Linked DNA regions of Mus musculus: region 1 is linked to region 2. The links are chromatin loops, found by intact Hi-C in ENCODE. Cell type or tissue: left cerebral cortex. All regions are shown on one strand. Each heading gives the region's core, and the rest is flanking DNA. Links, peaks and the distances in the headings are about the cores only. Region 1 overlaps Casz1 (castor zinc finger 1). Region 2 overlaps Pex14 (peroxisomal biogenesis factor 14).

The links. Hi-C counts contacts between places; a loop is a spot of excess contacts. Peaks named below come from ENCODE experiments on the same cell type or tissue, not always from the same donor. Only the 100,000 strongest peaks of a DNase experiment are listed, where the experiment ranks them.
Region 1: it touches region 2 in a loop (3-fold over the local background); 1 of 42 quality-filtered maps calls a loop at or near these places.

Annotation. Positions count from the first base shown.
Region 1 is chr4:148,856,513-148,864,087 of GRCm38, reverse strand. All of the region lies in intron 2 of Casz1 (castor zinc finger 1), which reads right to left. Among named protein-coding and RNA genes, the nearest start is that of Gm42352, 11 kb to the left of the region's middle. RefSeq lists an enhancer at 3,132-4,617. In left cerebral cortex, for the core only: no CTCF peak of the experiment used is centred there; a DNase peak (open chromatin) is centred at 4,012.
Region 2 is chr4:149,069,037-149,076,611 of GRCm38, reverse strand. Pex14 (peroxisomal biogenesis factor 14) reads left to right here. Exons shown (of 9, transcript NM_019781.3): 2 at 545-592. Among named protein-coding and RNA genes, the nearest start is that of Gm46722, 25 kb to the left of the region's middle. In left cerebral cortex, for the core only: no CTCF peak of the experiment used is centred there; a DNase peak (open chromatin) is centred at 2,975.

The DNA of each region.
Region 1 (7,575 bases), core at 2,694-5,193, 210 kb after region 2:
GAGGCAGAGGCAGGCGGATTTCTGAGTTCAAGGACAGCCTGGTCTACAAAGTGAGTTCCAGGACAGCCAAGGCTACACAGAGAAACCCTGTCCCGAAAAACCAAAAATGAAAAAAAAAAAAAAAAACAAACCAAACACAACACATATGAGAGAGAGAAAGAGAGAGAGAGAGAGAGAGAGAGAGAGAGAGAGAGAGAGAGAGAGAGAGAGAGAGAAAAGAAATAATTCCAAGGGTCCATCACATTTGAAAGCCACTGTAATAGATCACCCCAGGCCAACTGATGCCCTGAGATTATAGTGAGGACCAGCAGGGACAATTTTCTCATTCCACTGAGGGCAAGGGCTTGCTTAGCTGAGGCCACTGGGGCATCTGAGGAAAACACCATCTCCTATGGAGATGCAGGTGGAAAACTTTTCAGAAATGCTTGGAAGTGAAAGTACTTCTAGATTTTTAGATGATTTTGGACTTCAGGAATTTTACATATATCATGAGATATCTTGAGGAGGGTACTAAAGACTAAATGAAACTCATTGTGCTAATACATAATTTATACACACAGCCCCTCCCTTCTTCCACCCTTCCTCCGTCCCTCCCTTCCCTCCTCCCTTCCCTTTTCCCTCTTCTCCCCCTCATCTCTTCCTTCCTGGCATTATTTTTCTAAAAAAAATTGTTTATTATTTTACAGGCATTTTTTTTTTTAATTTACACTTGGGAGGCAGAGTCAAGCAGTTCTCTGTGAACTCTAGGCCAGTCTGGTCTACACAGAGAGTTCCATGTCTGCCTAGTCTACATACAGAGTTCCAGGTCGGCCAGGGCTACATAGATCCTGTCTCAATTTTTTTCTAACTAAATTAAAAAGAAAATTGTATGAGTGTCAGTGTAGCACATGCCACAGTGAGCGTGTGGAGTTGGCCGACACGTTCCAGACTTTCCAGCACCTTCTCTTCTTCTCCTGTGTGGGTCTTGGGGATCTAATTTAGGTTTGGGTTTGGCTGCAAGCACTTTTGCCAGATAAGCTGTCTCACTAACCCTCTTCCTCCACCCCCCAGGCCTCATGTAGCCCAGGCTAGCCACAAACTCATTAGCTAGCCGATGACCTTGAACTCTGACCCTCCAGCTTCTACTGCCAGTTTATGCAGTGCTGGACATAGGTCCAAGGTGCCACCCATGCAGAGCCTGAGCTTTGCCAACTGGGCTACATGGCCAGCGATATTTTAAATGCCGCTGCCTTCGACTGTGAGGCATCATGGATGCACTCAGGTTTCAGATTTTAGAGTATTTTCAGATTTGAGATAATCTATATACCACTTGGCAGGATGGGGACCTTGAGGAGTGTATAGGCTCAGGCAGGTCAGATGCTACACACTGCTGGCCAATATCTAAAGACCTTGGGGAGAGTAGGCCATGTCCACTCTTGGCTTGATCCACTCTGGTCTCCCAGGGGAAGGTGGTGCTGGGTAAACCCTGCTCTGATAAGAGTGAAAAGGAGCTGGGGTGGGGGTGGGAGTGGGGGTGGGAGCACCCAAGAATTCAGAGCTTAACAGGGAGTCCTGCCACCAGTGTGTAACAGCAGCTCGCCCTGGGCCCTTTCCCAGGGCTGTGCTAATTACCCGCCCCTCCTTCCCTGGGGAAGCAGGCTGGAAAGGAGCAGAGGCCAGCTCCAAGGCATTTTGCTCCATGCTCTCTGGGAAAGTTAAAGGCCTTCAGCGCCAACCTGGGTGCTAGTGCAGAGGTGTGCAAGTTTCCAGAAAAACTGGAAAATCATCAATTAGAGGGGAAACTATTTGAAAACAAGAGAAAGAGAGAGAGAGAAAGAGAGAGAGAGGAAGGAAGGAAGGAAGGAAGGAAGGAAGGAAGGAAGGAAGGAAGGAAGGAAGGAAGGGAGAAGCTCTAGATCCCCATACGGTGTGTATGCATGTGTATGTGTGTGTATGCATGTGTATGTGTATGTATGTGTGTACGTGTGTGTGTGTGTGTGTGTGTGTGTGTGTGTGTGTACACGTGTGCCTGTGTCCTCGTCCATCCTTGGGACAAAGAAGCCAATTAAGGGTTTGCATCACACAGAGTTTCCAGGATGAGACCTACCCTTGACCTAGGTCCTTAAGCTACCTTTTCCAGTGGGAATCAGAAACTCTCAGCCCCTGGCTTCTGCTAAGAGTGGCATTTCAGAGGGATGTTCACATGCAGAGATCCAGGAACTGCAGTGGGTCAAGTGCACCATGATACCAGGTCCACCTGCACACCCACCTACCCCTACACACTTCCTAAAAGCTGCCCCTGTACTAGAGGCCTCAGCTGCTGGGCTTCAACAGAGATAGTGGCAGGAACTCTCCACCCTCCTGACAGTCAGGCCCTAGGAGAAGTCACCAGGCATCTACCTATCCGAGGAGCACACGCCTCAGCCTCCGGAAATCCGGGAAGGCTTCTGGGAGGAGGTGTCTCTGATGAGACCTGGAAGATCTGCTTGTGGTGTAGTGAGAGGGAGCCTGGGCTCTGAGGTTTAAATTCCCTGCTGCTGCTTCTTAGCTTGGGAATGTGCATTTTGGCCTTCCCACGTAAAATAGGATCTGACTGACACTGGTATCTGCTTCAGAGTGGGGCTGAGGGATTTAGCAAAACTATGCAGCTAAAGAAGACAATGTGAGGCTTGGTACGTACTACACACTTAATAAATATTAACAGCCAGTTTATAACTGCTCAGCATTTTAGGCCCACCTCCAACAGGTGCGCTTTGGCCAGCTCTCTAGACAGAGCAGACCCAGAGAGTCACCAGCACAAAGTAGGTCTACCAGTACTCTCAGCCGATTGGCCTCAGACCTTACTCTCAACAGCTGGGACCTCAGAAAGCAGATGTCCATCAGAGCTGGCAGCCATTCTACTTTCCTGGGCCTATCGCGTATGGAACAGGGCTCGGCGCTGAACTTAAAGAGTCTTCTGGCACTAAAACTCTTAACTCACCTACCTGCCTGGAAAGAAGAAGGCAAAAAAACAAAACAAAAAACCCCACAGCCATGCCCTCCCCTGGAAAAAAAAAAAAAAGAATTCTAGGAAACAAAATACAACGACATCTTTTTATTTTGTTTTTTTCGGTAATTATACTAAAGATGAAAAACTCATAATAAACATCTCCCAGTCCCCACCTGCTAACAGTAATTATAATAGACTCAACAATAAATGGTAAAGCAGGGCAGAGCTGCATCTCGGGAATTCTCTAGGGCGTGTGGATTAGCTCGGAAAGCCTGAATGATTAAAATACACTAATTAAAATTTTGTGTTCCTTGGTAACTCGTCTGCCTGGGCCCCTGGTGTTGGCAAAATGGGAATTAACGTGACAAAAGCAACACAGAGGGTTTTTGTTTTAAATAAAGAAAAAAGTGGAGAGAGAGAGGGAGAGAAAGAGAGAGGGAGAGGGAAAGATCTATATAAACAAGTTAGACACCAGGAGAGAAGAAAGGGGAGGTGGCTTTGGCTCTTTCTGGGTGAACCGCCTGGCTACCTGGGACAGGAAAGTCTGCGGCCCGAGTCAGAGCCGCTGAAACCCTTCCGCAGCCCTGTGATCCTGTGGCGGGGAACTGGGGCATATATCTAGGGGCCACTGTTTAAAAACAATTACTGAGAGAAGCGGGTGCGAGGCAGAGAAGCAGAGGCAGCAGGCGCCCACCCAGTCCGCCTTTTCCAACAGCATTCCTCTAGGGCGGCCGCTCGCCCCCAGCTCCCCTGCCCATGGCCGACGGGACCCTGGGAGGACGCAAGGGAGCTTCTATCCCAGTGCAGTTGCACAAAAGAAATTGAACACTTTTGAGTTGCCCTTAGCAACCTAATTGCATCAGTACATTGCACACAGGAGCCAAAGTAACTGAATTTTGATGAAAAGACGGCGGTAATTTACGGCATCACAAAATTAGTTGTCATGGCGACGGGTTAATTACATCTCAAATTAACAATGCAAGTGTGGTGAAATTAAATATAAATCATATTTTCTGCATAAATTATAGGGGTTGATTAGACCGGGGCTCTGGGAGAGGGAAAGGTTGAGCCGCCACGGGCCCCAAGCTGCATTCTGAGCTGACTAGAGAGGCGCCTGGAAACGCGGGCGCGGACCGGGAGCTCAGGGAGGGGACTTGGGACCGTGGAGTCAGGCGCCAGGGCTGCCTGGGCTGCCTCCCTCTGCTCTCGCTGCCACTCGCAGGCTCAGCCTGGCTCCATGCAGCGCCAAGGCGGTCCCCAAAGTTTGCTCCTGTTTGGATCAAACTTTGGCTGGGGGAGGGGGTGGGCTGGCAGGCGCCTCTTCGCTGAGTGCCAGGGACAGTAGTTCTGTCTTCACCCAGGCTCGAAGACTCCTCTCTCTATATTCTGAGCCCTCAGGGACTCACAGCAGATGGCCAGTTTAACCCTCACTCCTTAAATGGGGTCAGGCAGTTTTCAAGTCATGGCCATCTACTTACCAAAGGACCGGTCCTGTGCAACCCAACAGGCAGGCAGCACAGGTCTCTGTGTCACCAAAGTGACAGCGTGAGCTCTAGGCACCCAGAGGCAGAGGCCTTGCGGTTATGGGTAGCTATGGGCACATATGCTTGAAAATGTGCTAGTTCAGCCAGATCTTGCCAAGCGACTGGCCTGTATCAATGGCACCCTCTCCACCACAGGGACCTTCCTTCAGTGGGGGAAGAATTGAAGAGTTAAAGGCAGATCCCAAAGGACACTGTGTCCAGGCCTTCCTGGGCTAGCCTCTAACCATTACCCAGGACGCATTGGTGCTCTTGACGCCTGGTCCCAACCTGTTGCAGACAGGCAGTATCTCCAGCCTTGCTTGGAGCATTGCTGGGCAGGATTCAGCCAGGCTCTGATGCCCGCCCCTATGCCGTCCCCGGCCAGGCAGATTCACCATAATATCTGGTAGCCAAGTGCTCCAGAGTCATTCTCTGTCTCTCACATTCCTGGCCCAATGTCTCAGAGTCTGGATAGCATAGAGGAGGTCACTGAGCTGCTGGTGGCCAAGCGCTACCAAGACAGAGGTAACGAGAGCCACAAACTTAGAACATCTGAACTCTAGTGAGCAGGAAGTTTCTGAGAAGCAGGGTAAATCTGTGCGGTTTCCAGGCCCCTCCCTGGGAAAGGCTGATTCAACAGCCTAGACAGGTCCAGAATTCTTCTCTCAGCCAACTGCACCTGGCTTCCAATTCCAGCAGGCCCAGGTCCACAATCCAACATTCCCCATTGCTCTTTTTGTTTGCTTGTTTTGTTTTTGGGTTTGTTTTTCGTTTTGTTGTTTTGTTTTGTTTTGTTTTGAGACAGGGTTTCTCTGTGTAGCCTTGGCTGTCCTGAAACCCTCTCTTCAGTCCAGGCTGGCCTCAAACTCACAGAGATCCACCTGCCTCTGCCTCTTGAGTGCTGGTCTTAAAGGCGTGTGCCACCACTGCCCAGCTTCCACATCGCTCTTAAGCCTATTTTGCAGATGAGGAAACTGAGTCCTGAGATGTAAAGTCATGTGCTTAAGAAGGGCAGTGCTTTGAGACTCAACCACCTCTGAGCTTCCCTCCAAACATACAATGGCCCTCTCTCAAGGTCGAATCCGCACCATGCCAGGCCACGTGGGAAACACAGGAACAAATGAGCTACAAGTCTGTCCTTGTAGAGCTCCAGCAGGGCACACAGGGTCAAGCAAGCAGCCACGGCCGCACATGTCCAATCCATCACTATGGGGCAGGGAAGGGACAAAGCAAGGCAGGGGATCAGCCTGGCCCCAAGTGGGAGGGGCTAAGGCCGTGCAGGTGTTCCCAAGGTGGTAGGCTGGGCTGAGTGCCCAGCGAGGCTGGGCCAAGCTTCACCTGGCCCAGGTGGGAGGAATTTCCTGAAAGGCTTCTGCAGAACAGGGTGAAGGAAGGAAGCAAAGGCCCTTGGCAGTCCCCCTGACCACGGATGTGCATGTGCAGCTCATGAATATTTCAGCGGCCATTTATTTATCCCTGTACCATCCAGCTTGCTGGGCCAGGGACCCAAGGTGGATAAATATAGCCACTAAACGATCAATGGGGCATCCGCTCCCGTATACTAGCCACATCCATTAGGCCCCTCGTTCCCACAACCTGCTGGCTGGGCACCTTGTCCTGTTCAATTGGTTTCCGGTTTTCATTAGTGGTGGAGGCACAGCCCCTCTCCAACCCTGGGTGTCCCCCTTCACCTCCTCTGGGTCCTCCCCTCCTCCGGCTGGGCACGGAGCCCAAGGCTGCTGTCAGCTTGGAGGGGCCTATCAGAAATCCCCGCCCATCAGAATAGGGAATCATCAGAGGTGGCGTTGAACTGAGTCAGATCTCACCTGACTGTACAGAGGGTAATAGAGCTGCCATACAAAAGCTGGCCAGCATCACAATCCACATACAGGATGCTGGGACTCTGGACTGCACGCCCTGAAGTTCCAGTGTGATTCCCATACCGGGAAGAAAGATGCTTGCGGGAGTTACCTGGCTGTAAGGATTGGGGTTCCTTGGGCTGCCACAAGAGGACTCTTAGCTCCATTAGTCAAAACTGTTCCCCTCAGCTGCATGTTGCAGAGGAGCCACCTCTCTGGCTGCTCACCGAGGCCAGATCCCTGCTTCCTGCCTGCCATCCAGAGTGCCTCCCAGTAGCCTGGAGGTCCCTGTTCCTGGATTGAACTCAGGACATCTGCAGAGGGCCACAGTACAGCACAGAGGCTGCTGTGCACAGTCAGGCAGCGACACTGAGGACACTACTAGCCCAGCTCTGGAAAGGGTTCTGACCCCCTTACTCAACAAACACTCACTTGGCACCTACCACATGCCCAACCTCTGTCTTAAGCATTGGTTAAGGGAGATGGACGTGGAGCTCCGGCTTTAACCCAGGCAAGGATGGGGGTGCTGGAAAAGGGACGTTACCATAACCACGGAATCGACGAAACACAAGTTCTTGGAGGGCAAACAGAGAGAGTGACTGAGGAATATATGGGGTGACTTTAGGCAGTCTGAAGAGGTGACATTTAAACAACTGGAGGCCTAAACGATAAAGGAGACACAGCAGCCTGGGCCTTCTGTGTCAAGAGGGTGGGAAGGGGAAGCTGGCAGAGGGAGAACCAGCAGAAGCAGGCCACTCCACCTACCCCCTCCCCTCCTTTGGTACAAAGCCAGGCTATAAGCCCAGGAAAGTCTCAGGGAGCACCCGTGTCTACAGTAGACCCATAGCACAAAACATAGCCTAGGAAGGGTGAGAGGAGAAAACCCAAGTTGTGGGAGGACAAAGGCTTGCAGAGGCCCAGGGACCCAGGCCCACAGTCTGTTGGTGGTAGATGCAAGCCCCTCCCCGCACAGCCACCTCTGGGACAGGCCAACTCGAGTCCTGGCTACACTAGGAAGCCACAGGGCTGTGGTGACCAAGAACCAGGGCTTGCCAGCCTCTAATTCCACAGTGAAACAGCTCTGAGTGTCGGTCAGCTACCTATTCCCGTGGCGATCAAGACACAAGGCGGGCTGTAGGTGCAGAGAAAGATCAAGTACAAATCCCAGAGGGAGAGGGAGAGGGAGGCAGGCCTGTGCCTTTAAAAGAATTTTCATTTAAAGGCT
Region 2 (7,575 bases), core at 2,019-4,518:
GTGGGGTGCATTTCTTTGATCCCAGCGCTGGGGAAGCTGAGACAAGAGGACCAGGGCTTTAAGGTTACACTTAGTGATACGGTGAGTTGGAGGCCAGCTTGGGCTACATGGAGACACTGTCACAGAAGCGAAACAATCCAAAGAAAGTGGCACTTGGCTGCAATGAGAGAAAACCCCTTAGTGTGGGTTGCCGATGCCCCCCTGTGGCTGCCTTTTGTTCTACACTTTTGCTCTCTCTGTAGTTCAGTCTATCTGTGACAGTGGTAGAAAAGCATGTAGACCATTCTTAGGCCTTTTTCTGGCCTTTTTTGTCATGGTCCACATCCTTCCTGATTGCATCTGATCCTTGGTCCTCCTGAGAAAAAACCAGCCCTGTTCATGAGGGGCTATGGCTGTGAACCCAGAAACAGTCTGCAGACTGAGACTCGCAGCTCCTGCTGCAGGAGCCCGTGGAGAACAGAACCGACCTGGGTGCACTGCCTGTTTTTCTGATGTCCATGAGGTGGCACTGTGATCTTACTTTTGTTTCTGTTTTTCTTTGCAGCCAAGCTCTCCTCCAGGAAGTGAAAATGTGGTGCCCCGAGAGCCACTGGTAAGTATGAAAGACCTGGAGGAGCCTATGGCTGCGCCTCGAATCAGCGGCCTGCATGCTTGGAGGCAGGACCTGGTGACCCTTGCCCCTGACCTCTGGCTTGTGACTTCTGCTTATCAGGAGGGAGTGACAAGACCTCTTGGAGCACCCATCTCTACAGTCACATGGCACTTTGTTTGCTGCTGCTAGTAGGACTAGGTGACAGCAAGGTTGCTGCTTGTCAGCTTCACACTGTCAGAAACCTGAAGTAGCTAGTCTTTGCTTCTCAGTGAAGCACCCGGGGTGGGGTGGGGTGAGGTGCCCTTTAAGGACCAGGTAAGAGGAAGGGTTCTGGGGTTGCTTGGTCTGTGGTTCTGTCTGTGATGGGTGGCACCCATGGTATTGTAGATTCTTGATAGGAAAGAAACCTACTGAGGGTTGAAGGACCTTTTCTCTTTCTAAACAAGGAGGGCCACCCTCTGGAGCTCAGTTTGTCCTTGCACTCACTATGTGGCCTAGGCTGGCTTCCTGCTCACAACAGTTCTCCGGGCACAGCTTCACAAGCGCAGCAGGTAGAGGACAAACACCACTGCTCTCAGCTAAGGAACTCTGTTTGCAGAGTGGTCTGAACCAGAGTCCCTGCCTGCCTGCCTGCCTGCCCTGTTTTCACTGTTTGGCATTTCAGGACTTGATGTCAGTCCTGTGGGCTGGGTAGTAAGACCGGTTCTGTGCAAACCAGCTCAGTTTTAGGGGCGCGCCAGCATTGGGTTTAACGTTGCCAAGACTTTCCTGACTTGGAGTGGTGGTAGCGGTGAGCGTGGGGCGATCTGCCCAGGCTTTGTTTCCGTAGCCCGGGCAGTCTCCTGCTTTCTTCACTCTTCCCCGGCCGAGCTGGAGAGGGTGGCGTGAAGCCCTTGGCTGCGGTGAACAGGGCCAGGTTCTAGCAGGTTCTAAGGCTTTCTAGGCAGAGGGCGAGATAGATCTGGCTGCAGATGGGCCCAGAGGACCCAAGTACCTCCCAGACGTCTCCAGGGGAGTGGTGCTGTTACTCATGTCACCTCTGTCCCCAGCGATGGGCTCATCCCAGCATGTCTGTGGTACCTCTCTCCACTCTGTAGTTTTGCCTGGCTCTTCAGAAGATGCTCTGTTCTTCCAGGCCTGTGAGCTTGCTCTGTGGCCTGCCTCCAAGCCTTTCAGAGAGAAGCTGTGACTTACACTGAAGTCCAGACTGAACACAGCAGTCCGTTTCTATCCCTTACTGCTGCGGGCTCTTTTGAAACTTCCTGATTTGGCTTTCCATCCTCAACATGAGGCCAGGCTGTCTTTTGGGGGCACAACTGGAAAAGCTCTGTGGAAGCGTGGAGTCTCTGATGCTGCCTGACGCCTGGGTGCGGGGAGCCCTGCAGGCCTGTGCTGTGTAGGACTCTGAATGTGGCTCCTTCCGCTGTACCGCGCATCTGCCTACTGCCTGGTTATGCTATTTCTTTCTTTTCTGGGAGCCCCTGAGCAGTCTTCAAACCCTGGTAGCCTGTGATCGTCCAGAGTTCAGACTCATTCTCTCCAGGCCAACTCTACAATTACCTTATATTTAATTAATATTTTTTCTCCTCTTTACGTACTTACTGCATAATTGCTCAGAGGAAAGAAAACACATAGCAGCAATTTATATATATATAAAAAAAAACAATAATTAAAAAAAAACCCGAAATAAACTCCCATCTCATTTGGGCTGATCCTGTGAGTTGGGTAATTAGGGCCCTATTAAAAGGTAGACCCTTTCTCCTTCCCCCCTCCTTTTTTATTAATTTTTTTATATTAAACTCCCACAGTCTCTCAGTCATGCCCTTATTGCTTTTGGCCAGCCATTTGCAGCAGCCTGATTAAATGAGGGCACCAGCCGAGTTGTATGGTCTTGTGTGAACAACTCCTTTCTCTCGGGAGTGGTGGCAGGAGGGTGCCGGCAAAGGAGCCCATAGAACGCTGGCTTGTGGGGCAGGCCAGGGGCACAGGTCGAGCACCAAGATAGCTCTTGGCAGCTGTGGACCGGCGACTGCCTAGATGAGCATCCTAGGGTGCTGGTGAGGCAGTGGGCACAGCTCAGGCCCACAGCTCAGTGCACAGGGGTGTGGTTTGGAAGCATTCAGTGCTCCGCTCCTTCATCAGGGAGGGAGGCTGTTCAGGCTCAGTGTGCTGGCTGCTTCCTGGATGCTTAACCGCAGCACCGCACCCGCACCGGAGAATAGACCATTACAGAATCAAACAAGCCTCGTTTTTTTAAGTAATTCGTGTGTTTTATTTGGGGAAGAAAAGGCGTTTGTATACATGAGACAATTAGCGGAAAGGGAACATTGTATGTAATTTGAGGAAGCGCCACGAGGTTATGTATAATTTGGTGCAGAATTGCCTGGCTGTGAGTCTGAGAGGGCCCGCATGCAGAGGAGGAGGACGGTGCTTGGGCGGGGACTGGGGGATAGTTTCTGGGCTGTCTGGAGCTAGGTCTCGAAGAACATGATAGTAAAGTTGTGTTTATTTTTAACTCGTTGCAGTGTTAATTTTTTTTTTTCGAGACAGTGGAAGTTTTTAAGAATGAGGGCAGCTGGGCACATGGCGCACACTTGTAATCCCACACTAAAGAAGCTGAAGCTCGTGCGTTCAAGGTCACCTTAGAAATACGTGGGGGGAAGTCTGTACACGGGCCGCTCACTCAGAGGCAGAGCACTCGTTCAGCGTATGCGAAGCCCTGGTTTCCAACTCAGAATGAATGGCTGCACAGGGCAGCTTGGGTCTAGTCCTGCTGGGATGCTGACAGGGCTTGGCTTACCTGAGACTTCCTTCCAGTCACCTGGTTTCTGGTTATTTGAAGTAAGTGGTGAGATTCAGTTTGCACATCTGCTCATTCGTCTCCACTCTGTTTCTCAGTAGTCAGCCACACCATTGGCAATCCTGTGCGTTTGGTTCAACTAGAATTTCAGCTTCTTGCTCTTGGACACCAAATTCTTTCTCTAATGGGTGAGTCTCCTGCAGTCTTTGCTGCCTCTGGTTGTAGGTATAAGTTTTTTCCCCATTTCTTTATTATTCACTTCCTTGTTTTGATGCAGTGTCTGACTCTGGCTCAGCCTGCCTGTCCTTACGTGGACAGGCCTCCTCCTGCCTCTGCCTCCTGAGTGCTGATCACAGGCGTGTGCTACCCACCCTGCTGGCTTTATTTTCAGTCTTTGCTCCCTGCTTCCTTCCTCCAAAATAATCCAAAGAGGATTTCTACCTTGTCAACTTTTCTAGATTAGAACTTTTCCTCACTGTATACTGTACTTTGCTGAAACTTGCTATGTAGAATAGGCTGGCCTTCTCTTGCCTCTGCCTCCAAGTGATGGAATTGCAGTTGTTGACCATCATCTTAACATTTAGTGTGTGTGTGTTGGTCCTAGTGTGCCACAGCACTTGTGTAGAGGTCAGAAGACAATTTTTGGGAATTGATTTTCTTGTTTCTTTCTTCATGCAGGTTGTGGGGTTGAACTCAGGTTGTCAGGACGGGTAGCAAGTACTTTTACCTATTAAGCCATCTCAGTATACTGAACTCTTATAGGAAAAGACGCCCTACCATTGTGGAGCTGGTGGTCTCGGTATAAAAGTACCCCTTGTAGCCTTTGGCTCTTGCTTCTTAAGATCAAGGCGGAGTCTTGTCATCCTGTGGGGTTCCACAGCATCTTTGAGTTTGGTCCTTTTAGGGAAGCTCACACCCCTGATGCCTGAGAGTCTTCTCTTGCTTTGTTTTGTTTGGTTTGAGACAGAGTCTCACTAGATATACACACATACAGACTGGCCTGGAGCTCACTGTATATACTGGTAGATCTGCCTGCCTCTGCCTATTGGGCATGTGCCACACAGGTCAGCTCAGCTCTTCTCCCCGTCCTTGAAGGTGTGGATGCTTTGTCTTCCGTGTATGTATCCTATTGTGTACCGTCTATGTGCCAGGAGCCCGAGGAGGGCACTAGACCCCTGGAACGGGAGTTACAGACAGTTGTGGTCTGCCTTGTGGTGCTGGGAACTGACTCTGGGTCCTATGCAAGAACAGGAAGTGTTCTCTCTCTCTTTTTTTTTTCTTTAAGATTTATTTATTTATTTTATGCATGTGAGTACACTGTCTTTCTCTTCAGACACACTAGAAAAGGGCATCAGATCCCATTACAGATGGTTGTGAGCCACCATGTGGTTTCTGGGAATTGAACTCAGGACCTCTGGAAGAATAGTCAGTGCTCTTGACTGCTGAGCCATCTCTCCAGCCCCAGAAATTGCTCTTAACCACCAGGTCCTCTCTCCAGAACCTTCTCTTTGTTTTTAAAACTAGAGGCTGGTTATCAAAGGGTTATTAATATCTTGGTGAATCCAGGAAGCCAGCCAGTTCTGTGAGTGTCTGAATGGCTGTGGCTGGTTGTCTTTCTCTTCAATCTCTAAGTGTACTCCTGACAGCCTTCCCCAGGGTTGTGTCTTTTGCAGCTTTTGTGGCTAACTACCTTGCTGTACTAATTGGCAGGATCCTTGTGGATAGGTAGTTCTCATTTTTTCCCCATTAGAACATTTCTTCGTGCATCCTCACGTATTCGAGTATGTACATGCATGTATATAATAAATAGCATAACAAATGTAGATATATTATAAAATCAAAGTATTCTGTGGGAAAACTTGGTGGGGATGGGAGGCATTAAGGTGATCTCACTCAGTAGTCTCGGCTGGTCTGCAGCTCATTATGTAACCCAGGCTGGGCCTCGAACTCATGCCAGTTATCCTGCCTCAGTTCCCAAGTGCTAGAATTACACACCACACCTGGCTCAATAAACTTGTTTTTGATACATTCACAAAGGTGTTTTACATACACGAGTAATGAAATCACTAATGTGGGAATTTCAGGAAGTCCCCAGGAAGATTGTAAAAACAGCAAAGTAGTTTTAAGTGTTCCCGGCTGATCACTTGTGCCATTTCCGTGCCGAGGACCTCTGTCAGGATGTTGTGAGCAGGGATGGCACAGGGCAGGCAGCACACAAATGTGTTAGTGTATTTCTGTAAGAGACAGGAGTGTACTGCCCATGCTGACCTTGTTCTCATGACCCTTCTGCCTCAGCCTTCTGACTGAACGGTGACTGGTTTTATTTGGGAACAAAACCAAATGTAGAGAGTTTGAGAGTGGGCCTCACGGTGCTTCTTGATCACCTGCGACTGAAGCCAGGGTAGGAAGACATGCTGGCTTCCTTCCTTTCCCACTCCCCACCCTGGTAGTTTAAAACCTTCAGGGAGGAAAATGTTCACGGAAACCAGCTCGTGGTTTGGAAGGTGCCCATCTGAGTTCCCCTCTCTTCCTGACAGAGCTGTAAGGAAAACTTGTTAGCTCTAAATGCTGAAATGGATGAACTGGGCAAAAGCCTCATTCCACTTCTGGGCGGCTCTAATCTCCAGGCCACTCACTGATTTTGAGATGCCGACCTCTTCCTCCTGTCCTTCCTATCTTAGTCTGAGAGGCTTCAGTTGCTCCCTCTCACGGGTGGGTGGGGAGCTGGCTGTTCTCAGTGTGGAGGTATTCTTTTACAAATAATTATTAGCTGAATGGAAACTCTTAGGGGTACTAATTAGAGCCGGCAGAGACAGCACTCACCTTTGTTTATGCTTAGGCTTCCTGGCTTTTCGGTGGCTCTCCTTTGTGTTCCGGTGGCTCCTGGAAGCAGGACACTGCCCTGCAGATCACTGAACCCTGCTTTTATTTTGGAGGTGGAGGATCCAAGGCTGGAGTGCTTGTATGCCTTTTTTTCTGAGCACACTGATTGAGGGAGGCCTGTTTTTAAGTCCCCACGATGTCATTCTTTTGGAAGGAAGCCTGGTGGCTCCCTTGCTCCTGGAGGTGTAGGCTGAGTTTCTCAGCTGACCCAGCAGTGCTGATGAAGATGGAATCCACACCTCTTACTGGGACAGAGGGAACATTCCAAAATGCTTTTCTTTGCTTAAAATTGATCATTATCTAGCTTGAAAAATTGTTCCTGTATAAACATCTTTTAGTGTGGCCTACAGGGTGGGTGTTCCTGGGGCAAACTTGGAACCCCCGTGGTCCTCTGAAGAGCATTGCCCATGCTGTTCTTAGGATAGCCATGTGCCCCACATTTCCAGAGTAATTTCCATTTAAAATGTTTGAGCCCATTGTCAAACTGCACAGACTGATTGGGCTTGAAAAATATGTCCCCTAGTTAATCCTGGGTGCGTGGTGCAGAGCTGCTGGAAGATAAAGTGGTGCTTGGGAGAAGGACGTGTCTGCCGCCCTTCCCTCTTCCCTCCCAGCTCTCCTTTCTTTTATGGTTTGTAGTTATAACCAAGATTTATGCTTGTTGCTCCACAAATCTTCTCTCTGCCATTACGAGTTTGTCCGAGCAGTCTCGAGATGGGCTGACACTGAGTGATTCTGAGGTAAATCTATCTGGGGGCACCTTTGACAGTTGGAGCAGAGAGGCGCTAACACATGGCCCCCAGTGGAGCGTGTGTGAGGTGAATTGCCTTCTTCTCACCTCAGTTCACACTTCTTCTCAGGGAAGAAGACCCTTGCACTGCCACCTTTGTGACTCGTTGCCTGGAAGCCACCGGGGCTGCAGCTCCTGCTCGCAGTCTCAGGGTAAGCTCAGGTGGCTGATGTCCCTTTCACCAAGGGATCTTTCAGGAGGCCTCTCGCTCCCTGAGGTCAGCCCTGACTCAGCTAGACACACACCGAGAGCATCTCTGGCTTAGGGCCTCTTTTTCTAGCCTTGTGGTAGCCGTGAGCTTAGTTGCCGACAGAATCCAGCTTGCAAGTTACGTGTGTGTATAAATGGTTTCATTTTCTGTCACACTTCACTGGAGATGGCTGTGGAGAGGGGGAATAAACATTCACACAACAGTGCTTCCCTCTTCCGTAGTCTCCTTTTGTTCCAGCTTCTCTGTTTATGTTCTTTTTTTTTTAGATAGGGTCTCACTAGTCCAGGCTGGCCTTGAAC